Linked DNA regions of Homo sapiens: region 2 is linked to region 1. The links are chromatin contacts, found by Hi-C or POLR2A ChIA-PET in ENCODE. All regions are on one chromosome and are shown on one strand. The core of a region is the stretch at or near the end of the contact, and the rest is flanking DNA. Distances in the headings are between cores, read along the strand shown.

Region 1 (5,051 bases), core at 1,628-4,127:
TAATGATTAGCTGCCCCTTTTTTCAGTGGACACATTTGACATTGTAGAGGAACATGGAATAAAACAACTGTTCATTTAAGATTTCTATGTCTGTCACAAATGGCTTTTCAAGTTTCACATGTCAAAATTGATAGGTTATCAAGGAAAAGTAAAAAGAAGGCATTCACTTTTTACAGTATACACAATTTTAATAACAAAACTTGCCTGTACACTGCTCTTTATGTTACCCTCCCCCCTCCCAAAACACCCTGCATAATAGTATTTTCTTCCCACCCTCAACCCATCTGCCCACCTCCCACCCAAAAAGAAAAATGGCTCTTGAAGGTGATTGAACACAATGTATTTGGACTGTACTTTGAGTTTCCAGTCTCAGTGTTGATAGGAAGGTTCACCAAACATTCCATATATCAGACTTAAAAAAAAAAAAAAAAACCGCTAAGGACAAAAATGTTAGTTGAAAGAGTTGCAGAGGTTTCCAAATGTTTGCAATAGCAGAATGAAAGCTTAAACAGTAATTTTCTATTTGTTTTTGGCCTTATTCAAGTACTATGAGTTTGCCCCAGGTTAGATAGAGAAATATTTAATTATCTATAGATGGCCTTACTGTCTCTCTCTCTTTTTTTTTTTTTTTCCTGGCTCAAGGGCTTTAGTCAATAAGATATGAAAAGTATGCCCCCAAACAGACTTTTCAGATAGGTCTGTCGCTGTATTCCTGTATTAGGAAAACGATCATGTAAGTCAGCTGTTAAAAATATTCTTTAACAAATTTTATATTGATATCCACACTTCAGAAAAAGAACAGGACATTTATAGCTTTTTCCCCTGATAGCTGTGTGTAGGAAGTGTGCCTTAAGAAAATGAAATGCCTGTTTTGAATTTTAGAATTCAAACCTAGTGCTACATAGGGCTCATTTTTATTGGAAAGATGGAGTCTAGCTCTTGGTGACTAGCATTAGAATAAGCAGATGGATTTTAATAATTAGTGGCGTTGGGAAGTTCAGTCAATTCCATTTATTGAATTGATACAGAAATTAACTTAGGCACATTAAGAAATTACATGTGTTAGTACAGATTTTTGGCTTAAAAAATTAGTATCTTTGCTTTTTGATGCTGGCAGTGGGTATTCTCAGAGTTGTGTGTGGATTTACAAGTTTATCAGCCCACTCTTTTCAGAAAGGTGATTGAAATCCCTGTCATGCTACAGAAATGAATATAAACGATTTCAAACTAGTTCTTGGTTTCTAGATGGGTATGGTATCATAGTCTTCTTTAGCTTTCCTTTTTCCAGAGAGATTAATTATTTTTCTGGTTCTTAATGGTCATTTTCCTCTAATCTTAAAAATAGAAAAAAAATGGAGTGGGTAGTGGTGGTGAAGAGGATAAAACCCCATCAAAAAACAAAAGCTCTGACACTGTGTAACCAAGATCCGCAGCGTTGCTGTGATGCTGTTCCGTTCTAGCCAGTTGGTAAAGAAAGCACAGATGACTAACAGTCTAATCTTCAAACCTGTGCTGATTCTGAAACACAAATGGACAAAAATGAAAGAAAATCTTGCCTTCTACAGGCAATTAAAAAGGGAGGTTTTTGCTTTTAAATGAGAAAGGAAAATACCTTTTTGGTACTACTGTCATTCACTTTTCTTAAAGGACATTACCCAGAAAAATGGAAGGCAAAAAATTTTGATTTTTTTCAACTGGAAAGTATGCCTCGCTAGCCTTGGCTATGCTGTTCCTCTGAATTAGTAAATGGCTGGCTTTTCCAATTTGCTTTTGTCCGTACACTAAGGATTTTGCCAGTTATGGTCCTTTAAGGATTAAGGTGGAGATTCCCAGCCAAAGAAGGGGATTTCTTACCCATCCCACAGTTTAAATCTTAATTTTGTTTGTGGTTTGAAATGATGGAAAATACTCCTCTGCTGTCCTTCAGGGCTGATGGAATCTTGTGTGCTCAGGACACAGTTGTGTTGTGACCAAGCTGTCTGTCACCTGACAAATGGCAATGGTCATCCTGATAAATGGGTTGGTAAATTTTAGCTCGTGGTGCTCTTATTTGTAATAGGGGCTTCTAATTCAGCCTGTCTGTGGGGAAGTAGGGCGCTGTGCTCTATGCTGTTAAATCAGCTTCTGTCTCTGCCCAGACAAGCCCAGGGTCTGGTTTAACAAGAGACAAAATACTCACCACTCGAGATCAACTGAATTGAACTGGGCTGAGACTTTGACAAACTAATCTGCCCACCTTAAAAAAGAGCACATTTTTACTGTAATTTGTGATCTTGTCTGCTTTTTACCGAGAGATGTTAGGTGAAGGGTACTAAGGTACCCATCTCTTAGTATTAAAGAAGAAAAATTGTGATTAAATCTTACTGGCTAAACTATAGCCTTAACATGTTTTCAGTTTGATCCTGGGAAGAAAAAATATGCCCTGAATGAAGGATATCATGTTGATGTTGATGTTGGGGAAAAGATAACTTGAAAAATGGTAGTGGCTTTCTCTAAGGTTTTATGTCTTTTTTCTACATACAGTAAATGGCAGTTGTAAAAAATGCTCATTTTCTAAAATCAAGTTAGTGCTATAATTTTACAGTTTTTTCAATATGTGGAACAATGTTTATGGAAAAGTTCTGTGTGAATGAGTAGCTTGCATCTAAATTCCAAATATTTAATAGGTTTTCTTTAGAAATCATAATACAAGAAACTGAATACCTGTGGTTCTTTTCTGCATGAAAAATGTGGCATCCTTATCATTTGTTAACTATGGCATGTTTATATTTACATTGGAGGATCTACCCCTCTTCCCTTTTCAGCAGCAGGTCCTTTCCCTGTTTGGTGCAGATTGTGTATAATCATTGTTGGCTGCCTTGTAACTCCAGCTAACCTGAGAGTCAGATTTCAAAATCTGCCTTTCCTTTTAATCCCTCACCTCTGTGCTGCCTTCAAGTTACCACTGTGTGGCTGCATAGGCATGTCGAGTTGTTCTGCCATGAGATTCATCTCAGTGGTGCTGTTTTCTTCACCTACACTGAACTACACTTACAGCGTGAATGCGTATCTTTATTGAAAGATCGAAATGTATTATATAATAGTTGGAAAGTGTTTTTTTTCATGGTTCCTTTGTAATACAATAAGAATCAGTGTTAAGCCTGTTGCTAGCCAATTATTTTTAACTTGGCTCTTTGAGGTTTGAAGATCAGGAAAAAGCAGAAGAAAGAGGTTTAAACCCCTTTGTCAAGGCATCTTTGATCATGATAGTTGAGAGAGAGAGCGCGAGAGTGTGTGTGTGTGTGTGTGTGTGTGTGTGTGTGTGTGTGTGCGCTTTTAAATTGGAGGGAGCATGTCAGGATTGTTAAATTGACTCAGTTTGTCTTGTTTATCTCCAAAATATCTTCTAAATCTTTTTTCACATATTAATGTAAACATAGGATTTAGTACATTAATTAGTACAATGACAGTTTAATGCTAGTTTAAAACAGTTGTCTAAATGCCACAAAAATCATGTCCATTATAAGTCAAACGAGAAATGTATAAGAAGTTGGTGTAATTATTTAGGATTGGTTTCATTGTAATGAGACCTTTTCACAGTCACTTGGATTCATTGTGTAAATATATTAAAGAGTCACTCAGCTTATTAGAATTACATTAAAGGGTTCTGAATTCATGATATGGACTTTGATAATATCTACTAACCCAGGCAGAAACTCTGGAAGGAGAATGTTTAATATTTACCAGTCTTCAGCATACATGAAATTCTACTTCCCACCCTGGCAAGAAATTGAAGATTTGAGTAAATACCAAATTATCATACAAGAGAACTTTACTAAGTCTCCTTTTAAGCAGCAAGATAGTTGTGGTACATGGGATGGAGAGCAGTGATCAAACAGGTATTGATCTATATCTGTTTCTGCCCAATAGCTTCTTTCTAAATTGTTTTCAGTAGAAAAAAATAGTATATGGAGACCTTAGTGTAAAGGTTTACACACGATTGTATATAATTACATACATTTCTTATTTTGAAGTAAGCATTTTAGACTTTCCAACAGGAGTGCAAATTAATGTGAGCATTGATTCATTTAACACTTAAAATATGGTTTCATTTAAAAAATTAAAAATACTTCAACACTTCAAAAACTAAGTCTCCACTTAGTTTGGAAAATTAGGCTTAATGTCACCATTGGTAAAAATTAGATATGTATTTAGCCTCTACTATGTAAAATAGGTTACTTATCTGATGTGATTTTTGATGATGGGTAGATATTATACTTCACATTCTTTGTATGGCAGCTGCTGACACTTGCACTGTCCATAACCATTAATGATGATGAAGGGTCCTTCATGGGTGGGTTCATATTCATTATACGGTCCTTGGTCTGACATGTTTGACATATGGAGTCGTGTTTGGGATCGGAGCTGCCTGTGGTTCTGAACCATTGAGCACTGCCTAATTCTTCTTAAAGTGGGAGGGCAGCACTTCCTGGAGATGAACACTATAAAAATAATAAAAAAGAAAGAAAACAATAAAGCCATTGTTCCCGTAATTACCCGCTGAGTGAAGATGGCATTGTCTGGTTCAGGAAAGTGTTCCTCGGTAGTAACTGCTATGCCTGCAGTAGTTGGGATTTCTTTGTCTCCCACATGGTAACTTGATGAGCTTATTCTTTTTGTATATTCAGTGGTTGGATCTCTATAAGTTGTAGCCATGACAGTGACAGTGGTTGACAAATTCCAGCAGAGCTGAAATCCATGGACTGCATCTAGAATATCCTCTCCTTGGGTGTGGTCAGGACTGTGGCATAGGATGGAGTGTTCCCACCGACCTTGGAAACTGCCCAGCCAGGAGGCCAGAGCACATATTCGGGCGCTGCATTCCCACAGATTGCCAGAGAGACCAACGGTTGTGAGGGATCTCAGGGAGTTTAAGATCTTGGAATCAAGGCTGTTTAACTTGTTGTTATCCATGAGGAGTATTTTAAGATTGGGCATCGTTTCAAACACTGTCAAGTCGATGGCTTTGATTTCATTTCCAGTCAGGTCTAGCTTTTCTAAAGTGCCCCAGG
Region 2 (5,051 bases), core at 1,006-3,505, 110 kb after region 1:
TAAATAATTTTTTTTCGAGACAGGGTCTCACTCTGTCACACAGGCTGGAGTGCAGTGGCGTGATCTCGACTTACTGCAGCCTCTGCCTCCCAGGCTCAAGTGATCCTCCCACCTCAGCCTCCTAAGTAGCTGGGACTACCAGCACAAGTCACCATACCCGGCTAATTCATATTTTTTAATGAATGTATGAATTTTTAGGGCCAGAGGAGATGAGTGTTGGGATGGGCTATGAGAGAGGGCTCCTTGCCAGGAGGCAGGGGTGAACACAGTGATATCTGGAATCATTTCTGTCTAGAGGAGCTGTAAAGAGTGAGAGAATGCGGTCTTCCACAAGAGCATGGGGGCAGTGTTAGATGCAACACTCCTGAGAAGTGAACGGCATCATCAATAACAAACTCCCTGACTGAAATGCTCAGGTAGTCATCCTGTCTTTTCAGCCACCCGGGTGAGCAAAAGACAGAACAATGGCTCAGGAATGGGGACAACTCAGGCAAAAGGGCCTAGTCACAGGGGTGAGGTTCTTTCCAGAATCCTCAGCACACAGCAACACCCCCAAAGGGGGCTCTAGGCTCTTGCTTTACAAAAACCGCTAGGGGCCTGTGTGTCAGCATGGCTGACAGGAAGCGGTTATACTGAGGAAAAAGAGATGAAGTCAAAAGATAAAGTTGACAGATATTAGGGTTGTTTCCACATTTTGCCTATGAACTTGCCTCTTCTAGCCTTTGCCAAGAACAATGAAATAAGAAGTCTGAAGAGCTGAATGTCCATGCCAGGGTGCTTCATCAAAGCACCTCAGGGATCCTAGACTTGACTGCCGAGAGGAGGCATTTTAGTCAGGCAAAGAGGTTGGAGGTGTGGTATGGGTGCTTAAAGTTGGCTAAGTGCTAAAAAAGGTGGACAGTTTGGACAACCAGTCTATGAGTCCCATGGCAGGGAAGGAGGTAACCTAAGAGACAAGCAGGGGTCCAAAAGAGAGGTCTGGAAACTCATCAGTTGCAGCATCAAGAAAGGTATTCAAAGGCAAGGGCCCTTGCCCTTCCATCCCAGACTTCCACTGTGTCACTTTTCATGAGGGAAAGGAAGGAGGGCACAGTGAGTTTTAGAGGCACATGCATGCACACACACATATATGGAGTTGCCTCTGGGAATGTAAATAAATATTCATGAACAGCTCAGTGTATGAAAAGCAAGGACAGAGGATGAAAAATGGTGCCAATTAGAAAGAAAGGGTGGTATCTATTTTTAAAGTGGCTGAATAAACAGTAAAGGATTGCTTGCTAAAAATACTGTGCTTGACCCCCTCCCCAGTGGCAGAGTCCCTCTCCTGTGCTTGGTAACAACAGGCAAACTCTCCTCCCAGTGTGGCAGGTCTAATGCTGCCATGGCAGCCTCATGTTCTTATGAGAGGTTCACCCTGGGCCAGGTATGGTGGCTCTCGCCTGTAATCCCAGCACTTAGGGAGGCCGAGGCAGGCGGATCACTTGAGGTCAGGGGTTTGAGACTAGCCTGGCCAACATGGAGAAACCCCATTTCTATAAAAGATACAAAAATTTGCTGGCTCTGGTGGCGCATACTTGTAATCCCAGCTACTTGAGAGGCTGAGAGGCTGAGGCAGGAGAATCGCTTGAACCCAGGTGGCGGAGGTTGCAGCAAGCCAAGATCACGTCACTGCCCTCTAGCCTGGGCAACAGAGTGAGACTCTGTCTCCAAAAAAAAAAAAAAAAAAAAGTTTACCCTGGGTGCCTGTCTCCAGTAAGAAGGAGATTTCTTGTGAGAAGCATTCTGGGTCTCGGACCACAAGCTGATAATGGCACTCATGCCTCAGAGGTGACTCAGGTTCTCAACAGTCTCCAAAAGATCCCTTGGCAAGAGGGAGCAAGTGAATGCAGGACTCCACTGGAGAATCCAACTATGGAGGCATCAGAACCAATGTAACAAAAAAGGAGGGGAGAGTCCCCAAATTATCCTCCCCAGAGTCCAGATCATATGGGAGTATTTCATGAGAGTCATTTCATGGGACTAGTGGGGCACTGAAATCAAGTTTCTTATCCACTGCCCACTCCTGATACACATGCACCAGGATATTCCCCCCTGGGATTAGATCTGACTGATGGCACATGAAAATAAAGGCAAGGAGTGAAGCTCAGTATGATTCATGGACAGAGAAAACAACAGGAACCCAAATTGTATGTGGGCCAGTGATGGGCAGGGACTGGAGTTTCTGTTCTGTCCCAGATGCGCAAATCTCACCCAAGTCAGTCCTGTAGGAAAAGCACTTGCTCTCCCACGCTCACGCCTGCTCTCGCGTGCTCTCAATCTCTCTCTCTTTTTTTTTTCTCTCTCTCAGCATTTATCACCACTTGGCACCACACTGTGGTTAGAAGTCTGGCTTTGAAGTCACGCTGCCTGGGTTCATGTCTTGGCTCTGACACAGTCTAGCTGGGCGACACTAGGCAAGTACTTAACCTCCCCAAGCCTCAGTTTCTCCATGCATAAAATGGAAATAGTAATTGTCTTTACTCCATAACAGTACTTACTTGGCCAGATTCAATGAGAGCATGCAGTGACTCTCAGCTCGGTGCCTGACATGTTGTAGGTACTTTTTTCTAAATATTCTTCATGTCTTGGTCTAGACTCTAAACATTTTGAGGACAGTAACCATGCCAAATGCATCTTCCTATCCTCTAAGAGTGTAACAGAGTTGAAATTCAGTAAACTTTTGTCAAATGAGCTGGCTTCCCTGAGCATGTTTGCCATGGGCAACAAACCCAGCTGGCAAATGCATTTGTCCAGTTCACCGGCCCCATTTGTTCTCATCACCTCAAGATAAATCCTCCCAACCACCAGCAAGGTGTGCAGGGTGGGCAGCATCTGCCCCTCCCTCCATTAGGAAAAGGTGAGAATAAATTGGAAAACAAACAGCCACAGGCAGTATTTGCAGCTCCTCAGAGCGATGCCCTATCGATTTTTAAGTGTCACTGTTAATAACAACAACAACTGGCAGTGATACAACATTTTTCTTCCAAAACAATCAGAGCATTTTATAGAGACAATTTCATCTATCTCTCCATGGCTCCAGCAGGAGCAGGAGAATATTCCCCACTTCAAGTAAAGGGCAGGAGAGGCCAAGGGGTTTGGCCAAGGTCACTGTACAAGTCAGTGGGATGCCGGTGCTCCTGGTCTCTGCGGCCCTCTGCATCCCTGGATGGCATCTCCCTAGGACAGAACTTCCCTAGCATAGTTCTTTTCAGATGTTTAGCAAAGTTAACCTTTTAACAAAACACCCATGGGTGGAGGGTGGCATCAAGCACTATTCCAAAAAGCATCCTCTTGGCGGGAAGCCCTTAGACATGACCACTCCTTGGCTTAGTCTTCCTCTTCCTGTGTGCCATCAAGAATCACACCTACCAGTTGGGCGTGGTGGCTCATGCCTGTAATCCCAGCACTTTGGGAGGCTGAGGCAGGCAGATCACCTAAGGTTAGGAGTTCGAGGCCAGCCTGGGCAACATGGTGAAACACCATCTCTGCTAAAAATACAAAAATTAGCCAGGCATGGCGGCTTGCACCTATTAGTCCCAGCAACTCAGGGGGGCTGAGGCACGAGAATCACTTGAACCCAGAAGGCAGAGGGTGCAGTGAGCCAAGATCATGCCACTGCACTCCATTCTGGGTGACAGAGTGAGACACTGTCTCAAAAAAAAAAAAAAAAAAAAAAAAAAAAGGCCGGGCGCGGTGGCTCACACCTGTCATCCCAGCACTTTGGGAGGCCGAGGAGGGCGGATCACGAGGTCAGGAGATTGAGACCATCCTGGCTAACATGGTGAAAGCCTTTCTCTACTATAAGTACAAAAAATTAGCCAGGCGTGGTGGCAGATGCCTGTAGTCCCAGGTACTCGGGAGGCTGAGGCAGGAGAATGGCGTGAACCCGGGCGGAGGAGCTTGCAGTGAGCCGAGATCGCGCCACTGCACTCCAGCCTGGGCGACAGAGCGAGATTTTGTCTCGAAAAAAAAAAAAGAAAAAAGAAATCAATCACACCCACCTAGTAGTCCAGAGGCTGGAGTGCCACACAAAGGGAGGCAGAGAAAGGACAGGTCCAATCTTACCCATGCGACACACAGATGTGTGTCCAAGGAGATTCCCGTCCAACCACCCACTCTACCCTGCCCGGACTCCCACGCTCCACCCCTCCCCAACACAGAACTCTACTCCCAAGAGTGACGTCTGGCAGAAACTATGAACATGAATGACAGTGATGCCCAAGCAGACAGACACAGTCTCTGTGAGACACATGCCAAGTGAGCATCCCTCCTCCCAGAGATGGACCCTAACCACCACTAGACAAGAGCTTCCTCTGCTGGAAACAGCTCATCCAGCCATCTCCATGATACATACCCTGCCCACAGCTCTGGGCATCAGGCAGATAGGTGGGACAGGAGGCCACAAGTAGTGTGTGTCATCCTGAAGGCTAAAATCAAAGCTTCCTGTCACACTGGGCTATGTCGGGGGATTAGCAAAGGTAGCTAATCCTGGTGCAGAGGATAGGTTCCAATCAAGATCTGAAAAATCAAAGGCTGAGGAAGGCACTGAATAAGATCTCCTGCACCTTATATAACCAGCAGGCTCAAGTGTCTGGTCTGTCCTCTTGTCACTGAATAGAGCAGCTGTGCTTGCAGGACTTCAGGAGAAACAGCACTCAAGGCAGATGAGAGATAATATCCAGGCTCAAGTACAAAAGAGGAATGAACTCCTTAGAACCTGGATGCCAAGGATTACTTAGTCTCAGGCAGGACTGATACTATCCCACCAACCCTCCCTCTCTTACGGTGTTTTTTTTTTTGTTTGCTTTTGTTTTTTTTTTTTTGAGACAGAGTCTCACTCTGGAGACTCTGTCACCCAGGCTGGAGTGCAGTGGGGTGATCTTGGCTCACTGCAACCTGTGCCTCCTAGGTTCAAGCGATTCTCCTGCCTCAGCCTCCCAAACAGCTGGGACTACAGGCATGTGCCACCATGCCTGGCTAATTTTTGTATTTTTAGTAGAGATTGGGTTTTG

What was found. Hi-C counts contacts between places; a loop is a spot of excess contacts on that map. ChIA-PET counts read pairs that join two places held with the same protein, here RNA polymerase II (POLR2A). Pooled maps may share reads with other maps.
Region 2: a loop to region 1 is called in a pooled map, with 2.5 times the contacts of the local background. The contact joins two enhancer-like sites. A Hi-C loop is called at or near these places in 1 of 168 maps with a recorded cell type or tissue (endothelial cell of hepatic sinusoid) and 2 of 50 pooled maps. POLR2A ChIA-PET finds 5 or more read pairs at or near these places in 1 of 52 experiments (WTC11).

What each region holds. Positions count from the first base shown.
Region 1 is chr5:138,868,759-138,873,809 of GRCh38, forward strand. All of the region lies in intron 7 of CTNNA1 (catenin alpha 1), which reads left to right. LRRTM2 (leucine rich repeat transmembrane neuronal 2) reads right to left here. Exons shown (of 2, transcript NM_015564.3): 2 at 163-5,051. The coding sequence ends at 4,252. Among named protein-coding and RNA genes, the nearest start is that of LRRTM2, 4.1 kb to the right of the region's middle. Within about 2 kb of position 2,878, at least 4 of the 41 ENCODE cell types and tissues checked have a DNase peak (open chromatin) inside an H3K27ac peak, as active enhancers do.
Region 2 is chr5:138,979,506-138,984,556 of GRCh38, forward strand. The region is part of intron 7 of SIL1 (SIL1 nucleotide exchange factor); the gene reads right to left. Among named protein-coding and RNA genes, the nearest start is that of LRRTM2, 110 kb to the left of the region's middle. Within about 2 kb of position 2,256, at least 3 of the 41 ENCODE cell types and tissues checked have a DNase peak (open chromatin) inside an H3K27ac peak, as active enhancers do.